Regions from separate parts of the Homo sapiens genome. Here region 2 is linked to region 1. Evidence: chromatin loops called from intact Hi-C (ENCODE). Cell type or tissue: IMR-90. All regions are shown on one strand. Each heading gives the region's core, and the rest is flanking DNA. Links, peaks and the distances in the headings are about the cores only. Region 1 overlaps CCSER1 (coiled-coil serine rich protein 1). Region 2 overlaps CCSER1 (coiled-coil serine rich protein 1).

Region 1 (16,486 bases), core at 4,886-12,885:
ATTAACACCCCACTGTCAACATTAGACAGATCAATGAGACAGAAAGTTAGCAAGGATATCCAGCAATTGAACTCAGCTCTGCACCAAGTGGACCTAATAGTCATCTGCAGAACTCTCCACCCCAAATCAACAGAATATACATTCTTTTCAGCACCACACCACACCTATTCCAAAACTGACCACATAGTTGGAAGTAAAGCACTCCTCAGCAAATGTAAAAGAACAGAAAGTATAACAAACTGTCTCTCCGACCACAGTGCAATCCAACTAGAACTCAGCACTAAGAAACTCACTCAAAACCGCTCAAGTACATGGAAACTGAACAACCTGTTCTGAATGACTACTGGGTACATAATGAAATGAAGCAGAAATAAAGATGTTCTTTGAAACCAACGAGAACAAAGACACAACATACGAGCATCTCTGGGACACATTCAAAGCAGTGTGTAGAGGGAAATTTATAGCACTAAATGCCCACAAGAGAAAGCAGGAAATATCTAAAATTGACACCCTAACATCACAATTAACTAGAGAAGCAAGAGCAAACACATTCAACAGCTAGGAGAAGGCAAGAAATAACTAAGATCAGAGAAGAGCTGAAGGAAATAGAGACACAAAAAACCCTTCAAAAAATCAATGAATCCAGGAGCTGGTTTTTCGAAAGGATCAACAAAATTGATAGACCACTAGCAAGACTAATAAAGAAGCAAAGAGAGAAGAATCAAATAGACACAATAAAAAATGACAAAGAGGATATCACCACTGATCCCACAGAAATACAAACCAGCATCAGAGAATACTATAAACACCTCTACACAAATAAACTAGAAAATCTAGAAGAAATGGATAAATTCCTGGACACATACACCTCCTAAGGCTAAACCAGGAAGAAGTTGAATCACTGAATAGACCAATAATAGGCTCTGAAATTGAGGCAATAATTAATAGCCTACCAACCAAAAAAAGTCCAGGACCAGATGGATTCACAGCCGAATTCTACCAGAGGTACAAGGAGGAGCTGGTACCATTCCTTCTGAAACTATTCCAATCAATAGAAAAAGAGGGAATCCTCCCTAACTCATTTTATGAGGCCAGCATCATCCTGATACCAAAGCCTGGCAGAGACACAACAAAAAAAGAGAATTTGAGACCAATATCCCTGATGAACACTGATGCAAAAATCCTCAATAAAATACTGGCAAACTGAATCCAGCAACACATCAAAATCTTATCCACCACGATCACATGGGCTTCATCCCTGGGATGCAAGGCTGGTTCAACATACGAAAATCAATAAACGTAATCCAGCATATAAACAGAACCAAAGACAAAAACCACATGATTATCTCAATAGATGCAGAAAAGGCCTTTGACAAAATTCAACAACACTTCGTGCTAAAAACTCAATAAATTAGGTATTGATGGGATGTATCTCAAAATAACATGAGCTATCTATGACAAACCCACAGCCAATATCATACTGAATGGACAAAAACTGGAAGCATTCCCTTTGAAAACTGGCACAAGACAGGGATGCCCTCTCTCACCACTCCTATTCAACATAGTGTTGGCAGTTCTGGCCAGGGCAATCAGGCAGGGGAAGGAAATAGCGGGCATTCAATTAGGAAAAGAGGCAGTCAAATTGTCCCTGTTTGCAGATAACATGATTGTACATCTAGAAAACCCCATTGTCTCAGCCCAAAATCTCCTTAAGCTGATAAGCAACTTCAGCAAAGTCTCAGGATACAAAATCAATGTGCAAAAATCACAGGCATTCTTATACACCAAAGGATTATAAATCATGCTGCTATAAAGACACATGCACACGTATGTTTATTGCGGCACTATTCACAATAGCAAAGACTTTGAACCAAGCCAAATGTCCAACAATGATAGACTGGATTAAGAAAATGTGGCACATATATACCATGGAATACTATGCAGCCTTAAGAAAGGATGAGTTCATATCCTTTGTAGGGACATGGATGAAGCTGGAAACCATCATTCTCAGGAAACTATTGCAAGGACAAAAAAACCAAACACCGCATGTTCTCACTCATAGGTGGGAACTGAACAATGAGAACACATGGACACAGGAAGAGGAACCTCACACACTGAGGACTGTTGTGGGGTGGGGGGAGGGGGGAGGGATAGCATAGGGAGATATACCTAATGCTACATGACGAGTTGATGGGTGCAGCACACCAACATGGCACAGGTATACATATGTAACAAACTTACACGTTGTGCATGTGTACCCTAAAACTTAAAGTATAATAATAATAAAAAAAAGAATTTTGAATGTTAAAAAAAGATGCTGAATCATAAATATAAACATCAAAAAAAAAAAAACCAAAAAGATAATCCATGATGATCAAGTGGTTTTCATACGAGGGATGCAGGGATGGTTTAACAGATGTAAGTCAATAAAAGTGACACACAAGCAAAACAGAATTAAAAACACATATCACATGATCATCTCAATAGAATTAGAAAAAGCCTTTGACAAAATCCAGCATTGCTTTATGATTAAAATCGTCAGCAAAATCGGCATAGAAGGGACATACCTTAAGGTAATAAAAGCCATCTATGACAGACCCACAGACAACATCATACTGAATGGGGAAAAGTTGAAAGCATTCTCCCTGAGAACTGGAACAAGACAAAGATGCTCACTTTTACTACTACTATTCAACATGGTACTGGAAGTCCTAGCCAGAGCCATCAGACAAGAGAAAGAAATAAAGAGCATCCAAATCAGTAAAGAGGAAGTCAAGCTGTCAGAAATAAAGAGCATCCAAATCAGTAAAGAGGAAGTCAAGCTGTCACTGTTTGCTGAAGACATGATCATATACCTAGAAAACCCTAAAGACTCATTCAAAAACCTCCTGGTAAATGAATTTAGCAAAGTTTCAGGATACCAAATTAATGTACACAAATCAGTAGCCCTTCTATACACCAACAGTTACCAACCTGAGAATCAAATGAAGAACACAACCCCTTTCACAATAGCTGCAAAAACATAAAGTAAAATACTTAGGAATATACCTAACCAAGGACATGAAAGACCTCTACAAGGTAAACTACAAACAGTGCTGAAAGAAATTATCAGTGACACAAACAAATGGAAACACATCCTATGCTCGTGGATGGGTAGAACCATTATCGTGAAAAAAACCATACTGCTATAAGCAATCTACAAATTCAGTGCAATTCCCTTCAAAACACTACCATTATTCTTTGCAGAACTAGAAAGAAAAAACCCTAAAATTCATATGGAACCATAAAAGAGCTCACATAGCCAAAGCAAGACTAAGCAAACAAATCTGGAGGCACATTACCCAACTTCAAATTATAAGGCCATAGTCACCAAAACAGCATGGTACTGGTATAAAAATGATACGGGGTGTGAATGTTTAGTTTTTGCTGATTGTATTGAATAATTTGAATAGTTTCATAAATCCTTGTAATAAAGAGTCCTAAATTAATATATGTTCCTCCCTCACGCCTGTAATCCCAGCACTTTGGGAGGCCAAGGCGGGCAGATCACGAGGTCAGGAGATCAAGACCACGGTGAAACCCCGTCTCCACTAAAAATACAAAAAAAAAAAATTAGCCGCGCGTAGTGGCGGGCGCCTGTAGTTCCAGCTACTCGGGAGGCTGAGGCAGGAGAATGGCGTGAACCCGGGAGGTGGAGCTTGCAGTGAGCCAAGATTGCGCCACTGCACCCCAGCCTGGGTGACAGAGCGAGACACCGTCTCAAAAAAAAAAAAAAAAAAAAAAAAAAAAAAAAAATATATATATATATATATATATATATATATCTTCTTCCTAAAAGGAGCAGTAGTACAAATAATGATAGAAATAAAATATGTTTTATAGTGCAGTAAGTGGATATTATTATTTTTATGAAAGCCAGGAAGAACAATTTCAATGAAAGAATGGTATATGAATTCAAAGTGAGTTCCTAAAAGGAGATAGCCTTGAGAGGAAAAAAATTTAAAAATAAAATTAAAAATTTCAATAATTTACCATGATCTTGGCATTATCTAATTTTATTGTTTTAAATTCTAATATAAAGGCTAAGGTTTTCAATTTAAAAGGTTTTAGATTTAAAGGATTTTTTTATTATATTTTCTTGAGTTTCTGAAAAATGTTTTCTGGAAACCATTTTTTGTGAAATAATACACATTATGTTTCAAACACAGGATTATAAGTTTTTTACTACCAGACATTTCTATTTTCTTGTGGTAAAATATTACATTTATTGTTTCTCCTTTAAATAAATAATTTATAAAGCATATATGATCAAGCACAGGGATTTTATGTTAGAAAATATGAGATGCTAGCATTTATACTTTGATAAACTAAAAAGTATATTAGTGACCCTTCACACTTTTTATCTGTCCTCACTTTCTTATTCATGTTTGTATAGTATTGTTTTTGTCACAAATTGAGTCATGCAATATGTTAGCAGCGAGGTTCGTTAGATAAACCTCAGCATATTTTTTTAAAAAGGGGTTTTAATGATATTTACTAGCATTTAATATTTCAAAGACTTGACCTTGAAATATTCAAGGTCAATATTTCAAATAAGTTCCCTTGAAGTTTTCTTCACAGTGAAGTATATGTTATGAACTATACAATTTGTCTAAGGAAAAATACCAGCAATACATTTTTGTTTGTTTTTCTTTATGTAGTTTCACATTTGTTTTGAGGATATTTTTCTATTCACTTATGCATCTTGCAAAATATTTATAACACAGATAAAATAATAATCATTTAAGGAAAACAAAGTAACCAGGATATGAAAAAAAATAAGATGAGGCTATGGATAAGGTTAAGGCACAAAAAGTTTACTAGTGTTATGACGGTGAATTGAAAATGTTATTTTGAGTGTCCTATTAGCATGTATGAAGAAAGAAAATCAGTTGAAAAATCAAAATATATATCATCAATCATTCAATCAGTGAATGTATTTTCTTAAATAAAATAATTCTTGTTCCTAAGAACTGAAATGTATTTTGCTCACATGTCTTCATAAGGTGCACATGATTTGAATCGGGAATAATTTGCTTAGCAACCCCCTTCAGTACAAGCTGAGACATCATGCTGCCAGTTCAGTATTAACAGTTCTAAACGGTGCCACGTCAGTGTGGCAAAAGCTTGGAGCCTTATAAGGAACGTACTTAATTCAAAATAAAATCGATTAACTTTTTTTATACTTTGTATTCCTCAAATAATTTCAATATGGAAATTAGGTAAAGTAAATATTGTCAAGAATTTTAGTCAGACAGAAAGTAATTACCATAAAGCTTAATAAAATATCAGATATTAAGCAATGTTATTTCCTGATGAATCCTCTGAAATGAGCTGTTGATGAAAGATAACCACTGGGTAACAAATAAGACAATTTTGCAAATGGCTGTTATCAAATAACTGGTTAAATATTAAGCAATGCATATTCTAAATAAGAATTTGGGTTTGTGTTTTGGAATACTTAATCTTTAGCTATTTAATCCATGGTAAACTAAAACAAGGTCCTGTTTCTATTTCGGCTACTCATAGGATTATCTTCGTAGTGGCAGAAGCTGATGGGAAATATGCACCTGGGTAATGAGAGTGATGCATCATAATTAAATGAATTAAAGTTAAAAGAGGGCTAAAACACATTTTAGTGTTACCCATTTGGAGTATATTACTTACAATACTGTTTCTTTAATTCTTACCCTGACTTCTGTGTTAGTACTGGGGTAGGTTGTACATAATCATTGGCAATTTATAGCTGGAGATCTCAGTTGATGGGAGTAGAACTAGCAGTGGCTTCAGGGTAGGGAAATGGAGAGATGATCAAAAGATACAAACTTTCAGTTGTAAGATGAGCACATTCTGAGGATCTAATATACAGCATGAATGGTGAGGGATGTGTTAATTAATTTGTGGCTATCACTGCACAATATGTACGTATATCAAATCATTACCTTTTTTTTACCTTGACTATATTCAATCTTATTTATCAATTAAATATTTTAAAATTCATAAAGTTAAAAATAGGTTGATGGAAAGGAAAATTGAATGCCTATAATGAGCCAGTCTCTTTTTGTAAACCCTCTCAACTTAATCCTCACAATAACTCTGAGAGAAAATTGCACCTTAATGATTCATTCAAAATAAAGAAACTACAAATTAATATCAAAAGAGAGCAGGCATTTTAAAGATAGGCATATCCAAGTTAGAATTCCAGCTCTGCCCACAGTTGCTTTCAACAAATGATATTTCTGAGCTCAGTTTCCTCATTTGTAAAATGACAATAATTATGTCTGTCTCAAAATATAATCCTATCTAAATGAGTGACATGCAAAGTTCTATTCTCAGTTGCCCAAAATAGGGTAAGAGCCCAGTACAAGTTGGTTACCATTCTTGAAATTTTAGACAGTTTTAATTCCTTGTTAAAGACGTTGTCCCATTATTGGTTATTTTTTGTAGACCCTAGTTTCTTAATGTTTTATCATTATTATAAATTATTTTAAAATGTGCTTTCTGATTTAAATGTTATTATCTAAATTTTATGTAACATTTTAAGTGATAATTTACTAGTACTAAATATTCAAAAATCAAATAGGACACTTTGCTTATAATAGGTGGTATATTTCTTTGTGTTAAAACCAGTGCATTTACCATAAAAAAGAATGAGTTCATGTTCTTTGCAGGGACATGGATGAAGCTGAAAACCATTATTCTTAGCAAACTTAACACAGGAACAGAAAACCAAACACCACATGTTCTCACTTATAAGTGGGAGCTGAACAATGAGAACACGTGGACACACGCAGGGGAACATCACACACCAGGGCCTGTCAGTGGGTTGGGGGCAAGAGGAGGGAGAGAATTAGGACAAATACCTAATGCATTCAGGGCTTAAAACCTAGATGACGGGTTGATAGGTGCAGCAAACCACCATGGCACATGTGTGCCTATGTAACAAACCTGCACCTTCTGCACATGTATCCCTGAACTTAAAGTATAATAAATATAAAAAAAATTTAAAAAAACCAATGCATTTAAATGCATGAACTTTTTTTCTGGTTGTTAGTCAAATGTCCAAATTGCCATAGCATATTTAAAATAGAAATTTATTTGAAAAAGAATAAATTTCTATTTTAAATACCTTAAAAATTATTAACCATTAATATTAACCATTAATCATTAATACTCAAAGAGAAATTATGGCTGTTACTTTGTATTAAGGTTGATATTTACAATTTGCAGAAGAGTTTTTAAATTAAATTAAAAATATATCTTACTTATTTAATGTTTTTGGATAAAAAGAATGTAATGGTCATTTGGATGATAGAATGAAGATATTTTATGTTGTTTTGGTTATTTATTTAGTATATTAGATCTGAAAACACCTAGGGCAGTGTCTCTTGGTATATATCCAAAGGAAAATGGGGAAGTAATGGCCCAATGATATCAATGAGGAATTAATTGCGTAGTTGCTAAATTATTTTGAGTTTGATGAACAAGCAATATAAAAATTCTGCAGTGAGTTAGGAACTCCTCCTGTGCCTATTAATTAGGGAGATAATTTTTGTTATTAATTTTTAATGAATAATAGTACAGCAGAGCAGAGATGAAACCCTAGTGGTTTTCCTAATACGAATGGTAATGTACAGAGAATTGCAACAACATTCACACAGGGAAAATTATAGAAATCAACTATAAATTTCTACAAGCTCTGATGTGTCTTGGTCAGAAAAAGTGTGTCTAAAGTATTTTTAATCTGATTATATAAAACTAAGAAACATACAGCACTTAATTTTTGAAGTATAACATAATGGTTAAAAATATGGATGCTGGCTCTGGAATTAGACAAATCTCAACCACCAGCCAGGCTATGTAAACTTGAGCAAGTTATTTAATCTTTTGCAGCTTTTCTTCTTCATCTGAAAATGGGCGCGATGATGTATCTACCTCATAAATTTGATGGAGAAACAATAAGTTAAAGCTTTGTAGAATATGCAATCTCATGTCCAGCATATATATTTTTAAGAACTACTGCTAATACCATTTTAAAAATATGCATGTAAAATGTGATATACCTGTATGTAGGCCAATCAGCATCTGATTCTGACAGATTTAGTGATCTTTCCAGTCTCTATTAGTGGAAAATCTTAACATTTTTAAATATAGAATTTCTCAAATTTTAAGTATAGAATGCCACAGCACATGCAACTAATTTTTATCATTTATTTCTAAGCTTATAAAATTATAGCACTAAATAAAATAATGGGATAATAAATAATATTTATTGAGTCTAGGTGCCAATTTATGAGGTAAATAACATCACTTTCTCATTTGAGAAAGTTGGAGCTTTGAGTGATAAAGCATTATAGGAATAAATATCCCAGCTAGACTCAAACATGGTATTTCTGACTCTGAGGCTCTGTAATTAGCCATTTTGATTCTGTTGACTAATAAAATTAATTCATGTAAAATGTTAAAATCACATGTTCACTGAAGCATTTGTTTTAAACTGACCTTCTGTTCTAATAGCTTTTTAAGTTATGGGCATCACTTAATATATATTTGTCTTTGACTTCACCTAAGAAGTTGGAATTAACTATGTTTATTTATTGAAGCATATACATTGTGCTGACCACTGGCCTGGGCACTTTGTTGTTTCAGGTTTTGCTTTAGTTTTAAGCTATAATTTCTAAGCATTTTGGATTATCTAATTTAATCCTCACAGCAATTCTCAGAAAGTGTTATCATTCTCTCTTCATAGATGAAGGAAGAGAAACCCAGAAGAGCACTGTTATTTGTGCATGATTACAGAGCTATTCTTGGGTTTCAATTATGCCTATGTGGCTTTGATACCCACTTACTGTTTCCACTATAAAAGCTCTCAATGATGTTTAGTTACTAGAAGGAGCAGTTATAATAGCGTTTCCAAATTTTCTATTACACTACAATTTTGATAACACTTTAGTGAGGATGAAATTGTGATCTCAGTTGTCACTTTGTGTGTTTCATCAGCAGATCCTATTACTCTGTATTTCTACTTCAAAAGGGATACAATACCTGTTATCTGCTTGGTTGCCATTAGATGGCAATCTTGTTCTTCTAACGATGATAGTAATCCTGTCATACATTTGTATTCAGCTTTATAGTTTACAAGCTATTTCAAATATGTTATCTCATCAAATTATCACAGTAACACTCTGAAATAGATGTTAATATACATCAAGTACAGTGGAGGGAGCAAATACTCTGGTTAAAGAACTTATTCAGCCAGTATTAACCTAGATCTTAACATTAAATGGCAGTTTCTTTTAACTGTTTTTCTAGACCTTGATGCTTCTAATTTTATGTACAGTTCTAATATACTTGGTTATATGTTTTCCAAGGCACTGAAAATCATAATAACATCTTAGAAGAGGAGAGAGAAGAGGAGAGAGAAGCAGCAGGGAATGAAGTATTGCTGTATTACAATGTGGCACACCATTACTTTTTAAAAACTATTATTGTAGTTCTTAATCATCAAGAAAAAATACATTCTGCATTATTCTGAGATGGAGAGCTGTATAATTCACTTTGGAAATATATCTAAACTCTTATTTATTCTTTAATTTATTGAATGAAAATAAACCCTCAGTTCTTCATATGCTTTAACTATCCAGGAAGTGTCATTTTATAATGATTCCCCATGGCAAAAATGTGAATATACCTTAAACTTTTTATATGTTTTTTATGTTTTTCCCCATATTCTTTCCCCAGGTTCTTGCAAAAGACTACTTAGATATAAGGATAGCTGTGCGAAAGGCTTTCCTAATTGTCGTACTTGAAAAAGCAGTAATTTATAGTCTACTAATTGAGTATGGGGACCATGATATTCCTTAAACACAAGACTATATAATTATCGATAATACATTTTTAGTGTAGATATTTCAAAATTTAATATTTTTTATTAGCTGTTTTTGCTCGACCAATTTACAAATTGACCAATTGATTAATTCATTAGTTTGATACATTCTTTTACACTCCCATTAAAAAATATTGAACTTATTAATTAAAATAGTAACATTCACCTGGGTGCACTCTTTTCATACTCTGTGTTAAATGATGTACTTAAGTGACAGAATAATGTTCTAACTGGGAGAGAATTTTAGAAGTAGAAGCTCCTCCTACTTCTTCTCCTATGAATATTAATAGTTTTAAATGTTTTGTTCAGGGTCACATAGTTTGCTTGTAATAAAGAGATGACTCTTAAGTAAGAAATTGACTAGCTCCATGTAGTAAGATGGCAATTATTTGATTTTTATGGTAGTTGCCAACAGACTAAATCATTTGCATTTCCTGATTTAAAAGTGCTTCTGCCTATCTATTTTGCCTTTCAGACTTTGCTATATTTTTAAGAGGATTGCTTCAGTGACAAAGAAGGCTTTTAGATGGAACAGTTTTCTAAATCCAATCAACAGTAGCTGAAAAATGTTTATACATCCTGACCTAATTTAGTATTAAATAACAACAATTTTAATGAAGTCATAGTATTTACTTGTAACCTGCTATTGTAGCATTTCCTACTGACATAAACTCTCTTCTGCTGCACAAAAGGGCAGTCAATGGCCCAAGTTCATTAGAGGATACAGTCAAAAGAAAAGATGTATTTCATTCGGCATGGTTTTTCTGGTGCAATTAGAAAAGAAAATATGTGTCTCAATATAAAATTTCATGGCCTCTTACAATTATGTGGTGACATCTCCATACAATTGCTTGAATAATGCCAGGAACATCAGCTGTCACTATCAAAATGAACAAGTAATTAAGAAAGCAAACGCTGGTCTTTCTTCTAAAGGAATAGAATATTTATGTATTTAAAGTTGTTCACCAACAAGAAAAATAACCACTGACATGAAACATAATTTCCTATCGTGCCTGAGGCAGAAAAGAGAAATAATAATGAAGATTCACACAATTACAACAAATTAGGTTGCAATTGTGCATACTAAAAACAATTATAGACTTTCTATTCATCAGGTCATATGATAGCATCTTATCTCTTTTATTTATTTTCTGATACTCTATCTTATTAATCACATTTTCTAAAAGCTTATGATGGAATTGGGAAACTCTTACTCTTATCAAGACCACATTTTCTGTACCCTTACATCATAACGTGCTAGCATAACCTAAAGTAGGCTAAGCCTTGTCTGGATAGTAGAATGATAGTAGATCTGATTGAAGCCATAATAGTGTTAAATGCTGGCTCTTCAACCTTTTGATAAGACAGTGTTCAGTTTATTGTTTACTGAGGTAAGGGAAAAACGCTACCTTGACTGAATTCTGGTAGTTTTCTGTAGAGGAAAGTACAAGATAGGATTTACTGAGAGTATGAATGTGGTTTAAGGCAGATGTTTCAATTGAAGGGTTTGTTTGAATTGGATAAAAATAATGATTTTTTTATCCTTATATCTATGTAGTCTTTTGCAAGAACCTGGGGAAAGAATATGGGGAAAAACATAAAAAGCATATAAAAAGTTTAGAGTTGTAGGATTGGCGGAAACAGTGAGGGGAGGATTTTAACATGAAGAATTTAATGACTCTTAGGGGTTGAACTCTCTGTTGATGCTTTTTATTGAAAAATTGGTGGGTCTTTGGGGACAGTCAGTGGTGTAAAATGTTTTGGAATTGTTAGGGTACACCAAAAAGACAATAAAATAGGAAAGTGATGTTAAAGTAGACAGTCTGCTGTTTGTGGGTTGGTGGTTTTGGGCCTCAGTCTCCCTACTGAGGGAGGGAGAAGGATAGAACATTTTTAACTAAAGGCATAATCAATCCAGATTTTCACTAATGTTTGAGGTGTTACAATCACATATCAGATTTCTAGGGCTCATTATCTCAAATGTCCATGAAAGTCAGTTTTTTCCTCTTGAATGACCTTTTTCTTTGTTGGAGAACTTGACAGGGCAGCAGATGTGCAAAGTCATTTAAGACTCTGGAAATCACATCTCTGAACACAACAACACAAATAGAAGGATTATTATCAGGGTTTGTGTCCACTCCTTGGCCAGTGGCCAAGAGTGCTCAATTCAACAACGGAATAAATTTCATCCCTATTCTGAAGAGCCCATAGAACCAGACACATGATCCTCCAGCACTTTGGGAGGCTAGGCTGGAAAATTGCTTGAGCCTAGGAGTTCAAGACTAGCCTAGACAATATAGAGAGACCCTCATCTTTACAAAACATAAAAGAAATTATCCAAGCATGGTGGCATGCACCTGTAGTCCCAGCCAGTTGGGAGGCTGGGGTGGGAGGATCGCTTACACCCAGGAAGTTGAGGCTGCTGTGAGTCATGATTGCACCACTGCACTCCAGCCTGGGCAACAGAGTGAGTCTCTCTCTCTCTCTCTTTCTATAAGATCAATGTCAAGTCATAGAGACCCTGTTTCGAAAACAGAAAAAAAAACACCAAACGAACAAACAAAAAAACACCAGATATGGGATTCTTAACCAAATTACCTAATTTTCTGCTATGTTTATTTTTAGGCAGGCGACTTTGGGTAACATTACAGAAGCATCTTCAGGCTGTGTCTCAAATGGATATTCGGGATAAGGTTTAGATGGAAAGAAATCTCTCATGAACTAAAATATTTTCAAACTTTGTCCCAAGTGCAGTACACTCTCAACAGCCTCAAAATGACAGGGTAAACAGGAGCATTACTGAGAGATGGATTAAATCAGCTTATCGTTGTAAATTCTTCCATATTCGATAATGATGACTTGGGAAGTCTCTTTTGTTTTCTCCTTGTGAGATTTTGTCTACTTATTGAACATCAGTATATGCACTGAAAGATCTAGTTTTTTTCACATATCTTGGCATCAATAGTAACTTGGGCCTGCTCCCATATGTAGAGCATTCATAGATCAGAAAATAATTAAAATATATATTATTTGGTGTAAATAATGATAAAAATATTGAATGAAAATGGAAATAAAAATTATCAATTTTACCAGGTGGTTCTTTTTATTTATTTATTTATATTTATTTATTTTGAGATGGAGTCTTGCTCTATTGCCAGGCTAGAGTGCAGTGGCGTCATCTCGGCTCACTGCAACCTTCACCTCCTGGGTTCAAACGATTCCCCTGCCTCAGCCTCCTGAGTAGCTGGGACTACAGGCGCGTGCCACCATGCCCGAATAATTTTTTGTAGTTTAGTAGAGACAGGGTTTCACCATGTTGGCCAGGATGGTCTCAATCTCCTGATGTCGTGATCTGCCTGCCTTGGCCTCCCAAAGTGCGGGGAATACAGGTGTGAGCCACCGCTTCTGGCTCCACCAGGTGATTCATTTTCTTTTTTTATTAACCTCCGCCTCCTGAGTTTAAGTGATTCTTCTGCCTCAGCCCCCTGAGTAGCTGGGATTACAGGCAAGAGCCACTATGCCCGGCTAACTTGTTTGTATTTTTAGTAGAGACGGGATTTTACCATGTTGCCCAGGCTGGTCTTGAACTCCTAACCTCAGGTGATCCGCCTGCATCGGCTTCCCAAAGTGCTGGGATTACAGGCGTGAGCCACTGCACCAGGCCTAGGTGGTTCTTTTTTAATAACACATTTTAATGAATGAAATATTGGGCTGGGCGTGGTGGCTCACGCCTGTAATCCCAGCACTTTGGGAGGTCAAGGTGGGCGGATCACCGGGTCAGGAGATCGAAACCATGGTGAAACCTTGTCTCTACTAAAAATACAAAAAATTAGCTGGGCACAGTGGCGGGCGCCTGTAGTACCAGCTACTCGGGAGGCTGAGGCAGGAGAATGGCGTGAACCCGGGAGGCTGAGGTTGCAGTGAGCAGAGATTGCGCCACTGCGCTCCAGCCTGGGTGACAGAGCAAGTCTCTGTCTCAAAAAAAAAAAAAAGAAAAATTCACAGTATTTTATTTTTTACATCTATGATATTGATGTGTTAATAAGGTGTTTTAGCATTGATTAGCAACTTTTTTTTCTTTAAAGAGGTACATAAAATGTGCGTCTTGCAAGTAATGCTGTCTTAGTTCCAAAAATATATTTTAGATAAGAAATACAGGAATCTGAAAAATCCATAGGGGTGATTTATTAATTCATGTATCATTGCCTTCAGATCTTGTCCATATAAAGAATTGTGAACAGCCTCCATTTCTCATTATACATCCTTAATAGAATCATGTTTGCTTTTTTGTTTTATTTTCAAAGGTAAAATATGTATCATCCTCAGTATACCGCTAACTATAATACTCATATTTCTTTACATGCATACATGAATTATATGGCAAACTTTATTGTTTTATGCCTATAGATGCATTTATATATGTAGATTTTGTCCAATCCCTACTTACTATGATCTTCACTATTCTCACATATAAGATACTACACTTGAGAGAAGCTTTGATTACTAAGAATTACATTACTCATAGTCTACATTTTTATACCCCTGTGAAACTAGAAGAAGCCAGCTTCAACCATCCCTTAGAATGATTGTCTCCAAAGTCTACTTCCAGTTCAGTCCTCTTTCCTGATGTGCACATACATGTATTTCATGGCCTGCTAGCAATTTTATCGGATGTCAATTATATGCATCAGATTTAACAGATCCAAGATTAACTTTATTCTTCCTGCCCATAACTTTGTTTTTGCTTCATATTTATTTCCTCTTTTGTGAATAGCACCAACATCAGTGCTGACTTCAAAATTTGAAACCAGGTGTCACTAGTTTTAACGGATTCTACTTTTTACCTGTTCTTAATTCTCACATTTCTTTTTATAATTTTTGTTTTAGTCTTTATTCAGGCCATCGTTTTCCTCTAACTAACTTTATGTGATCCAGTTGGTCTTTTACGGCCCTTGGTCTGGCATCAGTGTCCATTAGTGCCATCTTTGTTGTTTTTTGTTTTGTTTTGTTTCTTCCTCTCATTCTTCATACAGAACTCAGAGCCCCTCTCAGATTTTATCTTTTAACCCACTCTATAAAAACTTTCTATCATATAAACACTTTCATGATTAGTATTTATTTCATTTTAGATTTTGGAGTGATAGGGAGGAATCACCTGGTGCAGGTAAGAGCACAGCAGTTGAAAATGCATGAAGGAGAGAGAGAGAGAGAGAGGAAGAGAGAGACAGAGAGTATTCAAGAGTTTCATTTTGTTATCTCTTCTGGACTTTACTCAGTTTCTTCCTTGTAGCCATGTTCTTTTCCAAATTTTGAGCACTTTGAATTCTTGCTTTTCTTAATTCAAGCAATGTACATCTATAGTCAACTTTCAGAGCTAAGTGTAGACTGACTCAATGAGCCCAAAGGCACAGTCTCCGCCATCAAAAATAGCTTAGCAGAGAATTTTCTCAACAAAAGCAGGTCTTTCCCAAATGGATTTTCATAACAGCTGCCAGAGTAATAATCTAGCCTCTATCTCCAGTTTGACCTCTTATCATCCATTCTCTGTATTGTCCACAAGGTGTGCTGACCCACCAAACTGATCTTGATCATTAACCTATTTAAAAGTCAATATTACCCATTACTTTCATTATAAAATCTGATTTTGTTGGCAGAGCTTACAAAGTTCTCAAGCTTCAACACCACCACTTTTTCTACACACTAAACTTGACTTCCAGCAAATATTTATTGAAGATTTACTGTAGGCCCTAGGATTCTAGTAACAAATAAAGCTGTGCAGCATACAGTCTAATGGAAGATTCTATTTTTTTTAAAAAAAAAACGTTAATGAAGAAAAGAGCAGTATGCAGGACATAGCAGTTTTGGTGGTAAGAAAAGACATCCTAGAGAAGTGACGTTTTTCCATGAAGGATAAGTGGGTATTGATAAAGTGGCATGGTGCCAGAGATGGTTTAGAAACTTGGAACTCTTCGTGGAAAGTGCGATACATGGTAGGACTTCACAGAGGCCCAACATTCCTTGGCAGAGTAGGGAGTCAGTGGCATCAGATGAATGACGAATGCAGCACATTCTTTCTCATCTATAAAATATTTCAAGTGCTGATTTCTTACCCTGAAATGATCTCTCTTCATTTACAGTTATATCACTATTCAACTAACAAAATAGAGCTGATACTCATTGATTTATTTGAAGTATTAATATTTGTCCATGAGGAAGAAAGTATAATACTAGGCAATGATGATCAGGGCTAAAATAATGTATTATATTCAGGGGAAAGAGATATTTCTGTGGGCCGCATTAGGTGGGATAGGCCTTAGAAGGGGTTGTACTTGAACTATAGTTTAATAAATTGCAATAGAGGTTGGGGGAGTGGTGACATATTTTATGAGCAGGAATCAATATAGGGAAAAGACTGAAGGAAAAATTCCCCAAGTGTAGCTGAAAAACAATAGAAGGTGGTACCAACCTTTAAAAGCCGAGATTTCTTAGGAATCATGTATAAAAATTTAAATTTCATAATTCTTTGTCTGTTTTTTCTTAAATAGAAACAAAATACAGCTT
Region 2 (16,486 bases), core at 4,016-12,015, 100 kb before region 1:
AGATCGTATTACAGTTGAAGGATTAAGCAAAACTCATAAACAAAACAGCAACCAAATCAGGTACAGTTTAAAAATCAGTGAAAAATGGCAGTCACTAGAATAGCAATATTTGCTGTACAAGTTTGAATCCTTGATGTAGAAACATAGCTGGGCCTTCATTCAGCAGTAGGAGTTCATGACTAATTACTTTAGTGAATGCAGTATGTATCATGCTGATTATGAGCTGACCCTGTAGGGTTTTTTATTCCTGCTTTACCAGGTGTTGGCTGAATGACATTATGCAAGTTGCTTTTCTGTTGTAAAATGTTCATAGTCTTATTACTTATTTCTAGAAATATAAGGTGTGAAAGAGATAATCTGTGGGAAAGTACCTGGTACGTAGCAGTTGATGAGTTGTAGCTGCCACATCTCCTCACTCGTGTCCTCCTCCTCCTTTATCTTCTCCATTGATACCCTGAATATACTGACATTAATATGGTTCATAAATGTTCTATGCTTCTGATTCTCTCAGTATGTATTGTCACTTCTCTCAAGGTTACCAACTGTCTTAGTTTTTACTCAAGTATTTTCTTCAACTGATACCTGTGGTTCTCTCATAAGTTTAACTTGTTTATAACCCTATGTTATATCCTTGTGATTTAGTTTCTTCTTCTAATGGCCTGCTTATCTCTCAGCTTCCCAAACCAAACTTGTCCTGGGGTGGGGGGAGGGGGGAGGGATGGCATAAGAGAATTACCTATTGTAAATGACGAGTTAATGGGTGCAGCACACCAACATGGCACATGAATACATATGTAACTAACTTGCTCATTGTCCACATGTACCTTAGAACTTAAAGCATAATTTAAAAAAAAAAAAGAGAAGAAAAAAAGTCTATAGCCATTGGCTTTTCTTTGAGTGCTGATTGTAGTGTCAGGCTATACCATTGTCTTGTTTGTGATTCTGTTGAGCTCACGTCAGTAACTTGTTGAGTCGTGTGGTGTAAAATGAAAATACTTCTAGTGGTCTCTGACAGGAGTCATGGTGGGGCATTTACCCAGACAGAAATTTTTATGTCTGTCACGTGCCTACTGCATCTAAATAAATAAACATAAAAAGTTAAGAATAAACAGTTTACCAAAATTATGGAACAGCTATAAGTAGGAAGTCTGGGTCTTAAATACCTGGTGTCTCCAAAGCCAACACTCTTGCATAAACTTTAAATATTTCTGTTAATCTTAAAATGTTTGCATCATTACAAAATATCAATACTAGCTATTGGGTCATTTTTACTACTTATAAATTCAAAAAATCTTTATTAGGTATCAGATTTTTGTTATTTATCGTCTTAGTATAAACTAAATTCTATTTTGTGTCTCGAAAAGCAATATTTTGTTTTAAAATGTATTATTTGTAGTTGAATTCTATTGACTTGTTGTTTTTGTTTTAACCTTTCTCAGGCTGCAAAGTTGGCTTTCACAGTGCAAGCCTTTGATTCCCAATGGGGGACTCAGGATCAAGACGATCTACCCTGGTCTCCCGGTTGCCAATATTCAGAAGAAGTATTAACAGAAGACATGATTCTCTTCCTTCTTCACCTTCTTCCAGTAATACAGTTGGTGTCCACAGTTCCTCTCCTTCCAGCACTAACTCAAGCTCAGGTAGCACAGGTAAACGGAGGAGCATATTCCGTACTCCTTCCATTAGCTTCCACCATAAGAAGGGGAGTGAGCCTAAGCAAGAGCCTACCAACCAGAACCTTAGTATTTCAAATGGTGCTCAACCTGGTCACAGCAATATGCAGAAACTGAGTTTGGAAGAACATATTAAGACCAGGGGAAGACATTCTGTTGGTTTTAGTAGTTCACGAAATAAGAAGATAACAAGATCTTTGACAGAGGATTTTGAAAGGGAAAAAGAGCACTCAACTAACAAGAATGTCTTTATAAATTGTCTAAGTTCTGGCAAAAGTGAAGGGGATGATTCTGGTTTCACAGAAGACCAAACTCGTCGTTCTGTTAAGCAGTCAACAAGGAAGCTACTCCCTAAATCTTTTTCATCTCACTATAAATTTTCTAAGCCAGTTCTACAGAGCCAATCCATTTCATTGGTACAACAGTCTGAATTCTCATTGGAAGTTACACAGTACCAAGAGAGAGAACCTGTATTAGTAAGAGCTTCGCCATCCTGTTCTGTGGATGTAACAGAACGGGCAGGAAGCTCTTTACAATCTCCTTTGCTTTCTGCTGATCTTACCACAGCTCAGACACCTTCAGAATTTTTAGCCTTGACTGAAGATTCTGTGTCTGAAATGGATGCATTTTCTAAAAGTGGAAGCATGGCATCCCACTGTGACAACTTTGGCCACAATGATTCTACCTCTCAGATGTCCCTCAATTCTGCTGCTGTTACAAAGACAACAACAGAACTTACGGGAACTGTTCCCTGTGCAATTATGTCTCCTGGGAAATATAGGTTAGAGGGTCAATGTAGCACTGAATCTAATTCATTACCGGAAACCTCTGCTGCTAATCAGAAGGAAGTGTTATTACAAATTGCTGAACTACCTGCTACAAGTGTGAGCCACTCAGAGAGTAACCTACCAGCAGATAGTGAAAGAGAAGAAAATATAGGGTTACAAAATGGTGAAACAATGCTGGGGACAAACTCCCCAAGGAAACTTGGATTTTATGAGCAACATAAAGCAATAGCGGAACATGTAAAAGGGATCCATCCTATTTCAGATTCAAAGATAATACCTACTTCTGGTGATCATCATATTTTTAACAAAACATCACATGGATATGAAGCAAATCCTGCCAAAGGTATGCTGATTTTTTTTGTATAACAAATGATATGAATTAATTTTCATTATACTTTATTCAGTTTTCTTATTCCATCTCATGAATGGAAACCACATTTTTCTTGTTTTTCACTTTCGAAATGGTTTCCTATTCATAATTTGTGTTAAATGTTTCCCCTGCTTGATTTTAAACTTACATCAATTGTGTTATGCTGAAAATGTAATTCAGCAATATTACTCATTTTTTCTCACTTATGTTATCCATAACTAAGAAGCAGCCTCTTAGTTACGGTGTTTATTGGAGCACCTTCAGAAGAAAGTGAATGGAAAGTAATTGTTTGCAATGTGGATTTCTCCAAAGTAAGGACTGTCTTTTATAGAGTTTATTATAGAGGCATTGGTATTTCTTATTTAATGAAATGGATATATTCCAGCTAAAATCACTATAAAATTTGTATAATTTAATACGAATTTTATAATTTCCTTTGTTAACTAAGCTTTCATTATTAATTAGGATCCATGTTTCAACATAAATAATTCCTATCTCTAGATACAATAACAGAATTGTAAGCTTAAAAAAACCTATCTTTGGAAGCTGGAGACAGGTTTCAACTCTGCCTCTGACATTAACTAACTGTGCAACTTTGGACACCTTCCCTTTAGTTTAAAAAAAGTGTTAGTATATGTCCATTACTGTAATATGGCTACAGAAAACTTTGTTTTTTTAACATGAAATTCAGTTCAAGAAAATTTTTGAATATATACCACCTGCTGGGCTATCTTTGACATATTTTAATTCCTTTTTCTCTACTATCATTAATGCTACTACTGCTACTAATAATTTTCCCAAATTTGGAAGTGATTATTATGTCCTAGATATTATTCTGTATACTTTATATACATTAATTAAAATGATTGAAATTGCTACTATTATTATAAGCTATTTTGCAGGCAAGAAGATGGGAGCAAAGATAAACTGTGTGTCCACAATCACAAAACTAATAATTCATTTATTGGGATATAAATCCTATGAGGTAGGCTCCTATGTTTCCCATTTTACAAATGTGAAAACAGGCTAAAGAATCATACAGCTGGTAAGTAGTGCAGTCAGATTACAACTCTCTGAATCCAAAGCTCTGGCTCTCCATAACTATGCTTTACTACATGTCATGACTTAAAATATTAAATAAAATTTATGTGACATAATGTCACGAGTAATAGGATTATAAAGTTTATCCATAAACATAGAATTTCAAAGTTTTAAATGCATGAGTTAATTTTCCAGCTGTCTTAATACTTTTCTCATTTGATACAAGATCACTTTTATGCACGTGACCATGTTTGTCCATTTTTGGAACTTTGTATTCTTTAGTCATATATGCCTAGCTCCTTTACCTGTAATATAATCATGAGAATATGATAATGATGATGATATTAATGATGGTTACCCTTTTGTATAATTAATATATGCCCAAAAATGTACTAAGAAGATTGCATGCACTGTTTCATATAGTCCTTATAAAAATTTTGCATGTCATGTTAATAACTAAAATTTATAATAAGTTAAATAACTTTATAGGGTCACATAGTTAGCAAATGATGGACTTGATATTGAAATCCAGGAAGTTTTAAAATTATATAAAAAAGAGATAGAAATGCAATTATCCTGACATATCTAATTCTTATTTAGTAATGATGACTTTCCTCAAAGCCTAATTGAATACTGCATATTTTTCTCTCTCTGGAAATTAGAGAATGATCAGTTATCTTGGAGACTATTACTATGTTGATTGGGATCCTATTTGTAACACAATAACACATTAATTTTGCTGATTTGATAATGTGTTGGCTGTTCTTGGATAAATAAGCTGGTAATGTCAACAAACTAAACTATCCTTTAGTTTTTGAAAATATTCATGTGCTATTTATAAGGATTTTATAATTTTGAAGTTTAAAATTTTAAAAACAGCTAAGTAAATGTATTTTATCCAATAAAGAGTTGCTATAGACACTAACTTTCATAATGCTAAATTTAGTTTGTATTTTGTATGAAATATTTAAGCCAGTACTTTATACACATCTAAGTGTTCTAGGTGTACAATCATGTCAGAACTAATGAGTTATCTGGCAATTTAACTTTTATTCATTGTCTTAAAAAGTTATTTAAAAAGAACTGCTATATATTGGACTAATAGATTCTGGACAGTCTTTAAACTAGTAGATGAGCCTAATTAGAACAATTTTTTCATTTACTCATTCATTCATTCAGCAAATATTTATTGTTTTAACACTATGTTAGGCACTAGGGATGTAGCAATACACAAAACAGGCCTAGATCCCTGCCTTCCTGAGGCTTACTTTCCACTGGGGATACTCAGTTAACATGCTATATATATCAGATGGTGATAACTGCTGAGGGTAAGTTTAAAGCAGAATAAAGGCTTAGGAAGCAGAAGTGGGATTCCAGTTTGCATTTTTAAATGTAACAGGATGATACCCAAGGTAACATATTGGTAAAGGTTTGAAGGAACTTAAATAATAAGTCATACAGATATTTGAGAGAAATATATTAGTGCAAGGTTGTGAGTCAAAGGCTGTGTAGGGCTGGAGCATGCCAGTGATGTACCAGAGCAGCAAGAGTCCAGTGTGGCATGAGCAGAGTGATGGAGGGGAGAGCAGGACATGAGATTGCAGAGGTGAGCAGGTGAACAGGGTGCTCCTCCTGTCCCTGGTTTGGGGACAGAGAGAGCAGTCATATGGGTCATATTATGAAGAATTTGTTATGCCATTTGAAAAACATCACCTTTTGGCTAGAGGAGTGGTGGTGATGGCCCTCACTTATGTTTTAAGTATATGATTCTGGCTACTATGTGGAATGTAGATTGTGTTGCGGGTGGAGAGGCAGATGAGAGTAGGCAGAGGTAGGAGAATTGTAGCAAATATTGCAGTAACCAAGCCAGCATAGATTTGGTCCAGGGTCTTAGAAGGAGAGGTAGAAGGAATCAGATTCTGTATACAGTTTGAAGGAAATAAGGACAGGATTCATTTATGTGATTAATGTGAGCAACGAAGCAACAAAGGATGACTCCAAACGTTTTGGGCTTCAAAGAGATTACATGATTAAGTGAACTAAACTGATGCTATACATTTAAAAGTTTTCTTGTGATAGAGAAACTTTGAATAACACTAAGAGTTTTTCATGATCTTTCAGTGGGACATTTGTAAAAACTACATTTAAATATTTACCTTCATTTTTATTTATTTTCCTTTCCATAGTTCTTGCCAGTAGTCTCAGTCCATTTCGTGAAGGAAGATTTATAGAGAGGAGACTGCGATCCTCGTCAGAAGGCACTGCAGGGAGTAGCAGAATGATTTTGAAACCGAAAGATGGAAATATAGAAGAAGTTAATAGTTTAAGAAAGCAAAGAGCAGGTTCTTCATCTTCAAAAATGAACAGTTTGGTAAGTATATACATATGTCTGCCTCTAATAAAATAATGCTGTCTATATCCGACATGTTCATGTCTCTTGCAAAATGAACACAGACTACAGGATAGACACCTCATATTTGAAGGGAAAATTTGTTTCCATAGTTGACATTACAAGTCAGAGAAACAAATTTTTCACCTAGGTCAGGATGGAGTTCACCATGACAGCTGTCTTTAGTTCCTGTCTTCCTTGCTTCCATGGAAAGTTTGACATTCTTTATTCTAGAACAAGACACTTGAATACAGAAACTAGGGAAAATGCTGAACATGAGGCTCCCCTTTGACACCATTATTTCACATCTTCTCTCCACCATATAGCCCTCCAGAAAATACCCTTTTGTAAATCACACTTACTCCAGTACCACTCTTAGTCCCTGTAGACCCTATCCTCGCTGTCCTCCTGCAGTGCCCTTCCACAAAGGGTGAGGAGTTGGTGTGAAGCTTATGAGGACCAATGTGAAATGCCCATCCAATGCTTGCATACATTGGAGGTAATCAAGATACCCTATTCCTGGTCCAAATTGTAGAGCCTGCTTTTAGTATGAGGGTGGAGGTGGGGTGTGTGGGGAGAGGCATGGTCTGAGTTTGTATGTGTGAACTAGGGTGTCACAGAGGCATTAGTATGAAGCTCCCTCATGGTATGAGATGGACCCAGGGGTGGGAAGAGATGAGGGGCGAACTGCAGCCTTGGGTCCATGTGGCCTCAGGTTTCACAAGTATTAGAGTGTGATTGCCTTTTGGAGATCACTTTGCTCACCTTCTCACAAATGTGTCCTTTTTCAGCAGTGTATTTAACATCTATTATCTAAAAATGTTCCTTAAAATAATCTTTCTACCTACCTATCCATGCATATATGTGAAAAATGCTCAAAAATAAATCACTTATGATATCTCTATTGTTTTACATAATTGGGTTTCAAATGAAAATATTAGGTAATTGAGATCTGATAATTATTTTGTGAAGAAGCCTTAAGTTAGTAAGGTAACATTGTGTGATAGCAAAATCACTGTGCTTGATGTTAGAGGTTTTAATCGTTTTTTTCTGGTGTGACCATTTCTTAATCCTGGGCAAATTTGTAACCACAAAATAGCAAGTGATAATAGGTGTCTTGTTTCCATTATACTAAAGAATGACTATGTGAGTATGTGTTTACATTTGTACATATGGAAACATATATTTCATGCTTCGTTTTGTTCTTTTGTGCATTGGCTATTATATTATTATTGTTGCAGTGGATATTTTTGGTCTAAGTATGAAAATATGTTAAAGCGGATTTCCAATTGATGCACCATTAAAAGTTAGGACTAATGAAGTATTACAAAACATTTATCATCACAACATTTTCAGTATTTCTTCATGGAGAGGCATTTATATTAATAGGGTTACACTATTCAACTTGCTCAAAGTTGTGCCTTTTACATATTCTCTCATATCTCATGTGTTTTTCATACTGCATTTAATTTAAATAATTCTAGTTTGAGACAAGCCTAGGCAAAATATTGAGAACTCATCTCTAAAAAAAAATTTAATAATTAGCTAGAAGTGGTTGCACCTGTAGTTCCAGCTACTCAGGAGGCTGATGTGGGAGGATCACTTGGGTCCAGGAGTTGGAGGCTGCAGTGAGTTATTGCACCACTGCACTTCGGCCTGGGCAACAGAGCAAGACCTGGTCTCGATAAGATAAATAAAAAATAAATAAATAAATAAATAAAATGTAAAAAGTGCTTCTTATAATATCACAAAGTCACTCTTCTCAGATTTACTTTTTTTTTTTTTTTTTTTTTTTTTTTGAGACAGAGTCTCGCTCTGTCTCCTAGGCTGGAGTGCACTGGTGCGATCTCGGTTCACTGCAACCTCTACCTCCCCAGTTCAAGCAATTCTCCTGCCTGAGCCTCCCGAGTACCTGGGATTACAGGCACCTGCCACCATGCACAGATAATTTTTGTATTTTTAGCAGAGAGGGGGTTTCACCATGTTGGCCAGGCTGGTCTTGAACTCCTCCTGACCTCAAGTGATCCACCCGCCTCAGCCTCCCAGCGTGCTGGGATTACAAGCGTGAGCCACCACGCTCAGCCCTCCGATCCGCTTTTAAGATTTAAAACTTAAGAAACAAAAGTGGTTTTGTTCCTTTGAGGCCTTATATTTAAATTTTCAAAAGTGTGCCTGTAGTATTATAGTCTGTCCACTAGATGGCAGAAAGACACCACTGCCGTGGTGGTGGACAGTATATCAGGGTTGGAACAGAAACTTGGTAAAATATTGTACATGTTCATTGGATTTACAGATGAAACTTACTGAAATAAATACTGAAACTTTTGAATTTCCTAAAGAGAACTACCAAAAACTACTTCACGATCTTACCATCTTCCTTTGGATTTTACAAGTTATGTCTCATCTTTCAGTTACTTTACAGTTTATTCATTTTTTATTTTAATTTTTAATTTTTTTAAGGCAGAGTCTCACTCTGTCACCCAGGCTGGAGTGCAGTGGTGCAGTCTCGGCTCTCTGCAACCTCCCCTCCCCGGTTCAAGTGATTCTTGTGCCTCAGCCTCCCGAGTAGCTGGGACCACAAGTGTGTGCCACCATGCCTGCCTAATTTTTGTATTTTTAGTAGAGATGTGGTTTCACCATGTTGGCCTGATTGGTCTTGAACACCTGACCTCAGGTGATCCACTCACATCACCTCCCAAAGTGCTGGGATTACAGGTGTGAGTCACCGCACCTGAGCAGTTACTTCACACTTAATTAATTAATTTAAAATGCATGAAATATGTTTTTTAACTTGTAGCACTGTAAGGAAGAAATGGTAGGGATTATTTAGTTCTAGATACATGTGAAACAAGTGATGTATATTTGGAAAATTGTAGCTGTCTGTGTGAACACTGGCACATTTTCTATATTCCTCTTCCAAAATAATTTAAGCAACTGCATGTATTTAAGAATGTATCCATGGTTCAGTTATTTTATTTTAAAGCAATTATAATAGAAACATGTGTTTTTAATGCTTGTTGGAACCAAGTGACTACTTTTAATGCCTGACATGTATTATCACATTCAGTCCTCACAACAGTACTATCAACTAAATGATTCTGTGGTGATCAAATTTTGCGAAAGAGGAAAATAAGGTACTGAGAAGATAAGCAGGTTGCCTAAAATGACATAGCTCATAAATGGCAGAGATAAGATTTGGATTTGGATCCTTTCTAAGTTCAAATCCTACAATCTTTTGGGAAAATGTATTCGATTTAAAATTAAGTTGAGCCATTTTTCAATTGTTTGCATCAATTTGGTGTAATGAAATTAAAACATTTAAAGCAATCTAACCTTGCTTGCTCTAAGTCTAGGCTGCAGCATTCTGTAAGAGATACAAAAGAGGAAAACAGAAACAAAATTTAGTGCTTAATCTGAACTTAAAATGCGGTCATGTTTCTTGAAATGCTGATGAATAGTATCAATGTCCTTACTGAGAGATATCCCATCAAAAAGGAACTTTGTCACAAAAGAGGATATTCATACTTAGCAGTTTTGTAATACTTCTTTACTCCTAACTTTTAATGTTAGCATTAATGCAGCCCTTCATGTAGTTCATGGGGATTTCAATTCTCATAATAAAATATGGCTCTATTTATTAAGATGCTGAGCATTTCCTGAAAGACCGAAGATATTACCTGATGGATTAGATATAGTTAGATATACCACAGTTCTGTTGTTTTTGTGTACTTCTGGGGTATTTCAATCTGGAAGCGAAAGGACAGGATGTATGAACTCTTCAAACATCAAATGCCGAGAACAAATTGGGATTGGCTTAGGTTTATTAAAGGAATCCAAAGTAAATTTGGAACAATTTGATAAGTGTTCACATTTATTATATTTTTTCAAACCTCTTTATAGTATTTTTCCAATTTTTCTCTAATGAGTAGCTTTCTGAATACATTTCTTGCGATTGTCCAAAAAATTTAAAATGCTGTTCTAGAAAAAAGTTAAAGAACATATTTCTTTAAAGAACTTACTTCAGGAAGTTTCTCTCCAGACTATGGTATATAAATGTATACATGTAAGGATTTCTCATGGGTTCTCCAATGGCTTTACATAGGGAATTCTAACTCTAAATATTTACAAGATTACTCTCTAAAAAAGTTAATGTGAGAGTAGATTCATATATAATGAACAATACAGAAGACCTGGTACCGTTAAAGGAAGGAAAAATGCCTAAGTGGATGAGTCAGGATAAACTTGGCTAAGTGATAAAAAATACCGCTGGGCGTGGTGGCTCAAGCCTGTAGTCCCAGCACTTTGGGAGGCTGAGGCAGGCAGATCACTTGAGGTCAGGAGTTCAAGACCAGCGTGGCCAAGATGGTGAAACCCCGTCTCTATTTGCATTTTGTAAAAATACAAAAATTAGCTGGGCATGGTGGCCAGTGCCTGTAATCCCAGCTACTCGGAAGGCTGAGGCAGGAGAATTGCCTGAACCTGGGAGGTGAAGGTTGCAGTCAGCTGAGATCATGCCACTGCACTCCAGCTTGAACAACAAAGTGAAACTCTGTCTCAAAAATAAATAAATAAAATAAAATAAATAAATAATAACTTCCAAATCTAGCGACTTATATAATATAGATTTCTTTCTCACTTAGGCTACATGTTTATTGTGGAAGGCATTGGGGTTCTGTTCAATGTCTCCTCCTCCTGTATTCAGGCTGTGGAAGCAGCTAACTCTGCAAACATTGCCTTTTACCATGGCAAAAAGAAAGAGATCTCTGGAGGTCCCTGTAATAAAATACTTTGAATTGTGAAACTCACTTTCTTCTGCTCACAACTCATTGGTCAGATCTAATCATATGGCCCAAACTAGAAACAAAAGCAGCCAAGAATAATAATGAGTTTCCTGTATCTAGAGGCGGAGACTTAGGTTTGGTGAACACTTAATGACTCATATTCCCAAATATTTTGTTGTATCCAAGTTCTTTTAATTAATCGAGATTTACTGACTGCCTCCTCTTTCCCTTTTGTCCAGAGTCATTTAATGGGCCCTGACTTTGTGCTTCACACTGTCCTGGTCTTTGTGGTTGAAAAGATGAAAACATCTCTGTAACTGAAGAATTCATATATACTACAGGTTTTATTCTTTAGAATATTCTCTCTTCCTTACTTAAAGGCCTTGAGATGTGTATCTTAAGTGAACTAAGTTTACTTTTTTCCTTGACTCAAGGAATCTTTACTATTTTTGTAAGTATTTATTTTCATTGCACCAAGCAGTTGGTTTTGAAGGTTGCATTATCTTCAGATTACTCAGCAAATGCATTTGCAAAGTTGCCCTGTACTATTTGTGCTAAGTGATTCAGACAACTTTCATTTATGGCCAATTTTACTCTGACACAGCATGTTTTCTTTCATTTAGCATCCTGCTGCTTTTATGTGGAAACTGTGAATGACACAGTAAAAACATAACTGTAGGACTTTGGTAGAAGAACAAATCCGATTTATATTTGATTAATAAGAAGTAGTTAGTTGCAGATCGTTAGCATCTCATATCACATTTAATTTTTTGGTATGTTGAACTGCAGAATTTACTTATTATTGATAATAGTAGAATAATATGACTGTACCCTATTTGAGATAGCCAAACACTTTACTATTCATTTACTTTTCTTCTGGGGCCTGCTGTTTTCTCATTTATTAGCTTATCCTTTATTCATTATAATTCTTCATTTCTTCATTCATTAAAACATTCACAGTTTCTTACAATAAATATTTATTGACAATCTGCTCTGAAGAATCAAAGATGAAAGAGACAGTGCTTGAGGATTTTTGAGTTCCCAAAGGGAGAGATAAGGTTAAACATTATCTTGCCAATACAACAGATTTAACCATTTTGACCATCTCTAAGTTCAGAATGGGTGGGGCATGCTTCATTTGGATTGTGAGCATCGAAATCCAAAGTTAAGAAGAGTTAAAATGGGCACATGAACTCCTGTTTCCCAGCTTTGTCTGTGCCTTATCTCACACACTCAATGACACTGTTAAATATATGCATAACTTTCTTGTGTCTTTTGTTCATTTCTCTAACTGAGACCCAGCTGCTAGTGCTGAGCAGGTTTGCTGAAAGAAAGTTGGGACAGTAAAGAAGAACGTACAAAATGAATCTCATGATTAATATTAAAACAAATCAGTCTCAAAACACCCCACTTGTACAATCCGCCAAGCAAAAGAATCCCACTGGGCTCATTTGGTATATACACCTTCACACTTCTGTTTCACGGCATGAAAGTTGCTCAAGCTTGAAATTAAAAACAAGACAGCCTGGGTGCAGTGGCTCAAATCTGTAATCCCTGCAATTTGGGAGGCCGAGGTGGGCGGGTCATGAGGTTAGGAGATCAAGACTATCCTGGCTAACACGGTGAAACCCTGTCTCTACTACAAATACAAAAAATTAGCCAGGCGTGGTGGCACGCGCCTGTAGTCCCAGCTACTTGGGAGGCTGAGGCAAGGAGAATCCCTTGAATGTGGGAGGCAGAGGTTGCAGTGAGCCGAGATCGCGCCACTGCACTACAGTCTGGGCAACAGAGCAAGACTCTCTCAAAAAAAAGCAAAGATGATAATTAGAAGATCTGATTTTGAAAATTTCTTAATCTTGAAATCCTTAATGAGACTTTCCAGTATGTAAAAATGTTAATGGCTTTGGGGAGTTAAAATAACGATTGCAGTTTTTAGTGTAACTGACTGTTAATAGAATTAAAGCAAATATTGCTTGGTTACAGGGACATCTAATAAAAATGGAAGCCATTAATATTTTTCAGGAAATGGAGCCATATGAATCATTCTCCTCAATTCTTATAAATTTTAAGGAAGAAAATCACAAGTATCACTCATTAAACATGAAATTACATTTGTTGATAACTGGCATACATTTTAGGTTAATAGCCCTAATCCTTTATGCTTTTATTTGTTTTTCCAGTTACTAATCATATTTTCCTTTCAGTACCCTTCTAAATTGTATCATGGACGTAACACTCACCACATAGTTATTTGAATGTGTCTCATTTTACCTGAAAGGTTTCAATCGTTTAAATGGAAGGAGCTGTGTATATACTGGCATTTCTTGCGGTCATTAATATAGCACCTGGTGGAAAAATAGGCATCTAATAAATATGAATAAATTAAAGGTAAAATTTCTGGTTAAATAATGATACATGTTTATATAGATGTGAATTAAGGCTTCTAGTACAAGAATTGTGTGTGGAGTGCTTATGCACAGTTTTGACATTTTAACTTATTATTCAAATATACAGGTATTTCTTATGATGCATTGTCTGATAAAGCTCTGGCTTTTTTGACACTAAATCCTTGATCAGGAAGGCCATACCAATTATGACATTGTTCCAGTGGAAGCACAATTTATTTTAGGATTATCAGCCTTATAGAATGGTTTCTAGGATTATATGAGTACGATAGTTATAAACTGGCCATACAATGAGGACAAGAAATAGTCAAATATTTGTGGTATTCATTAAGCCCATTAAAATATAATATCTTGGTCAAATATGGGTAAGCGAAGATTTTTAAAATCCGCTGCTATTTTATCTAGTCCAGCTCACTTCGTTTCTTATAAGCTTATAGATTCAGAGTTGCCTTTAGAAGCAGGATTGAATAAAAATATTCCATTCATTTTTGTCTTTCTGAACTTTGAGATGAGTCATTTTCATTTAGAAGCTGTCACAATTTGTATGTTTGTTGGGCAAAATTAGTAATAGTTTATTCATACACTTAACTCACTTCTTAAATGATTTAAAGATCGGTTTGAGTAATACTTAGCACCTACATTGTTACCTCTGTGATAACATAATTTAATAATTATTACAGGTACATAATAGGTGGATATATTTATGGGGTACATGTGATATTTTGATACAGGAATGCAATTTATATTAATACTAATCACATCAAGGTAATTGGGTTATCTATCACCTCAAGCATTTATCATTTGTTTGTGTTAGGGACATTCCAATTCCAGGTTTTTGTTATTTTAAAATATACAATAAATAATTTTTTCACTATAGTTACCCTATTGTGCTATAAAGTACTAGATCTTATTCATTCTACATAACTATATTTTTGCATACATTAATGTCCCCCCAACCCTCCAACTCTTTCCAGCTCCTGTTACCCATCATTCTATTCTGTATTTCTGTGACTTCAAATGTTTTAATTTTTAGCTCCTGTATATGAGTAAGAATAGGCAAAATTTGTCTTTCCACACTTCATTAATTTTATTTAAAATAAGGTCCTCCAGTCTCATTCATGTTGTTGCAATTGACAGGATCTCATCTGATTTTTATGGCTGAATAATATTCTATTGTGTGTATGTACCACATTTTCTTTATCCTTTTGCTTGCTGATGGACACTTAAGTTGATTGCATGTCCTGGCTATTGTGAATAGTGCTGCAATAAACATGGGAGTGCAGATATCTCTTTGATATATTAATTTCTTTTTTCCGAGTGCATACTTAGCAGTGAGAAAGCTGGATCATATGGTAGCTGTATTTTTAGTTTTTCAAGGAATCTCCAAAATGTTCTCCATACTGGTTGTTCTACTTTACCTTTTCATCAACAGTGTACAAGGGTTCCCTTTTCTCCACATCCTGTTAGCATTTGTTATTTGCCTGTCGTTTGGATAAAAGACACTTTTTATATGCCTGTTGTCCATTTGCTTGTCTTCTTTTGAGAAATGTCTCTTCAGATATTTTTGCCTATTTTTAAATTGGATTATTTAGTTATCTTTTCTATTGAGTTGTGTTAGCTGCTTATATATTCTGAGTATTAATACCTTGTCAGATGGGTATTTTCTCCCCTTCTGTGGGTTGTCTCTTGACTTTGTTGATAGTTTCCTTTGCTGTGCAGAAGCTTTTTAGCTTGATGTGATCCCATTTTTCCATTTATGCTTTGGTTGCCTGTGTTTTTGAGGTCTTAGTCAGGACATTTTTGCCAAGACCAATGTCTTGGAGAGTTTCCCTAATGTTTTCTTCCATAGTTCCATAGTTTGAGGTCTTAGATTTAAGTGTTAATCCATTTTGATTTGATTTTTATATATGGCAAGAGATAGGCGTGTAGGTTCATTCTCTGCATGTGGATATCCAGTTTTCCAGCACCATTTATTGAGGAATCTGTCCTTTCCTCCATGTATGTTATTGGCACTTTTGTTGAAAATGAATTCACTGTATATGTGTGGATTTATTTCTGAGATCTCTACTCTGTTCCATTGGTCTGCGTGTCTGTTTTTATGATACTACCATGCTATTTTGGTTATTATAGCTTTGTAATGTAATTTGAAGTCAGATAATGTGATTCCTCCAGTTTTATTCTTTTTGTTCATGATGGTTTTGGCTATTCTGGGTATTTTGAATTGTTACATCAAAATTTTAGGATCATTTTTCTATATCTGTGAAGAATGTCATTAGTATTTTGATATGGATTGCATTCAATCTGTAGATTGCTTAGGTAAGTGTGGATATTTTAACAATATTGATTTTTCAGTTTCATCTTCAGTTTACTTTATCAGTGTTTCATAGTTTTTATTGTAGAGATCTTTCACTTCTTTGGTTAAGTTTATTCCAGTAAAGTTTACATATTTTATTATTATTGCTGTTGTAAATGGTAATGCTTACCAGGCAAAGTCTCTTTTTCTCTTCCTTCACTTTCCCCTAAACAGAAGGAGACTCTGTGGTAAGGTGGCCTGGAGCTGAGGGAGGGGTAATGTAAGTACTTCCATTGCCACCACAGCTGGAACTGCACTGGGTCATGCCTGAAGCCAGTGCAGTACTGGGTCTTACCCAAGGTCTGTGACAACTGCTGCATGGCTACCACTGATGTTTACGCAAGGTCCAAATGTTCTTTAGTTAGCAAATGGTGAATCCTGCCAGGTCTGGATCCTTCCTTCCGGGCAGCAGGTTCCCTTCTAGCCCAGGCTGGGTCTAGAAATGCCATCCAGGCGCTGGGGTCTAGAATCAGTGGCTTCAGGAATATGCAGGGTGCTTCATTTTAATGTAGCTGAGCTGGTTACCAGTTGCAAGACAAAATCCTCTGTACTCCTCCCTCTCCTTTCCTCAAGCAGGAGTCTCTCCCCATGCTGCACAGCCTGGAATTGGGAGAGGGGTGATGCAAGGACTCCCTTGGCTGCCACAGGTGTTGTCTCACTGGGTCATGTGTACCCCAAGTCCACTG

Evidence for each region. Hi-C counts contacts between places; a loop is a spot of excess contacts. Peaks named below come from ENCODE experiments on the same cell type or tissue, not always from the same donor. Only the 100,000 strongest peaks of a DNase experiment are listed, where the experiment ranks them.
Region 2: a loop joins it to region 1, with 9 times the contacts of the local background. A loop is called at or near these places in 6 of 110 quality-filtered maps.

The regions. Positions count from the first base shown.
Region 1 is chr4:90,410,188-90,426,673 of GRCh38, forward strand. All of the region lies in intron 4 of CCSER1 (coiled-coil serine rich protein 1), which reads left to right. Among named protein-coding and RNA genes, the nearest start is that of CCSER1, 290 kb to the left of the region's middle. In IMR-90, for the core only: a CTCF peak has its summit at 9,101 (motif pointing right); no DNase peak of the experiment used is centred there.
Region 2 is chr4:90,306,805-90,323,290 of GRCh38, forward strand. CCSER1 (coiled-coil serine rich protein 1) reads left to right here. Exons shown (of 11, transcript NM_001145065.2): 2 at 1,440-2,804; 3 at 6,059-6,243. The coding sequence starts at 1,481. Among named protein-coding and RNA genes, the nearest start is that of CCSER1, 190 kb to the left of the region's middle. RefSeq lists enhancers at 8,179-8,538, 8,274-8,568. In IMR-90, for the core only: a CTCF peak has its summit at 8,470 (motif pointing right); DNase peaks (open chromatin) are centred at 8,447, 10,497, 11,137 and 11,577; H3K4me3 peaks cover 169 bases; H3K27ac peaks cover 1,594 bases; H3K27me3 peaks cover 224 bases.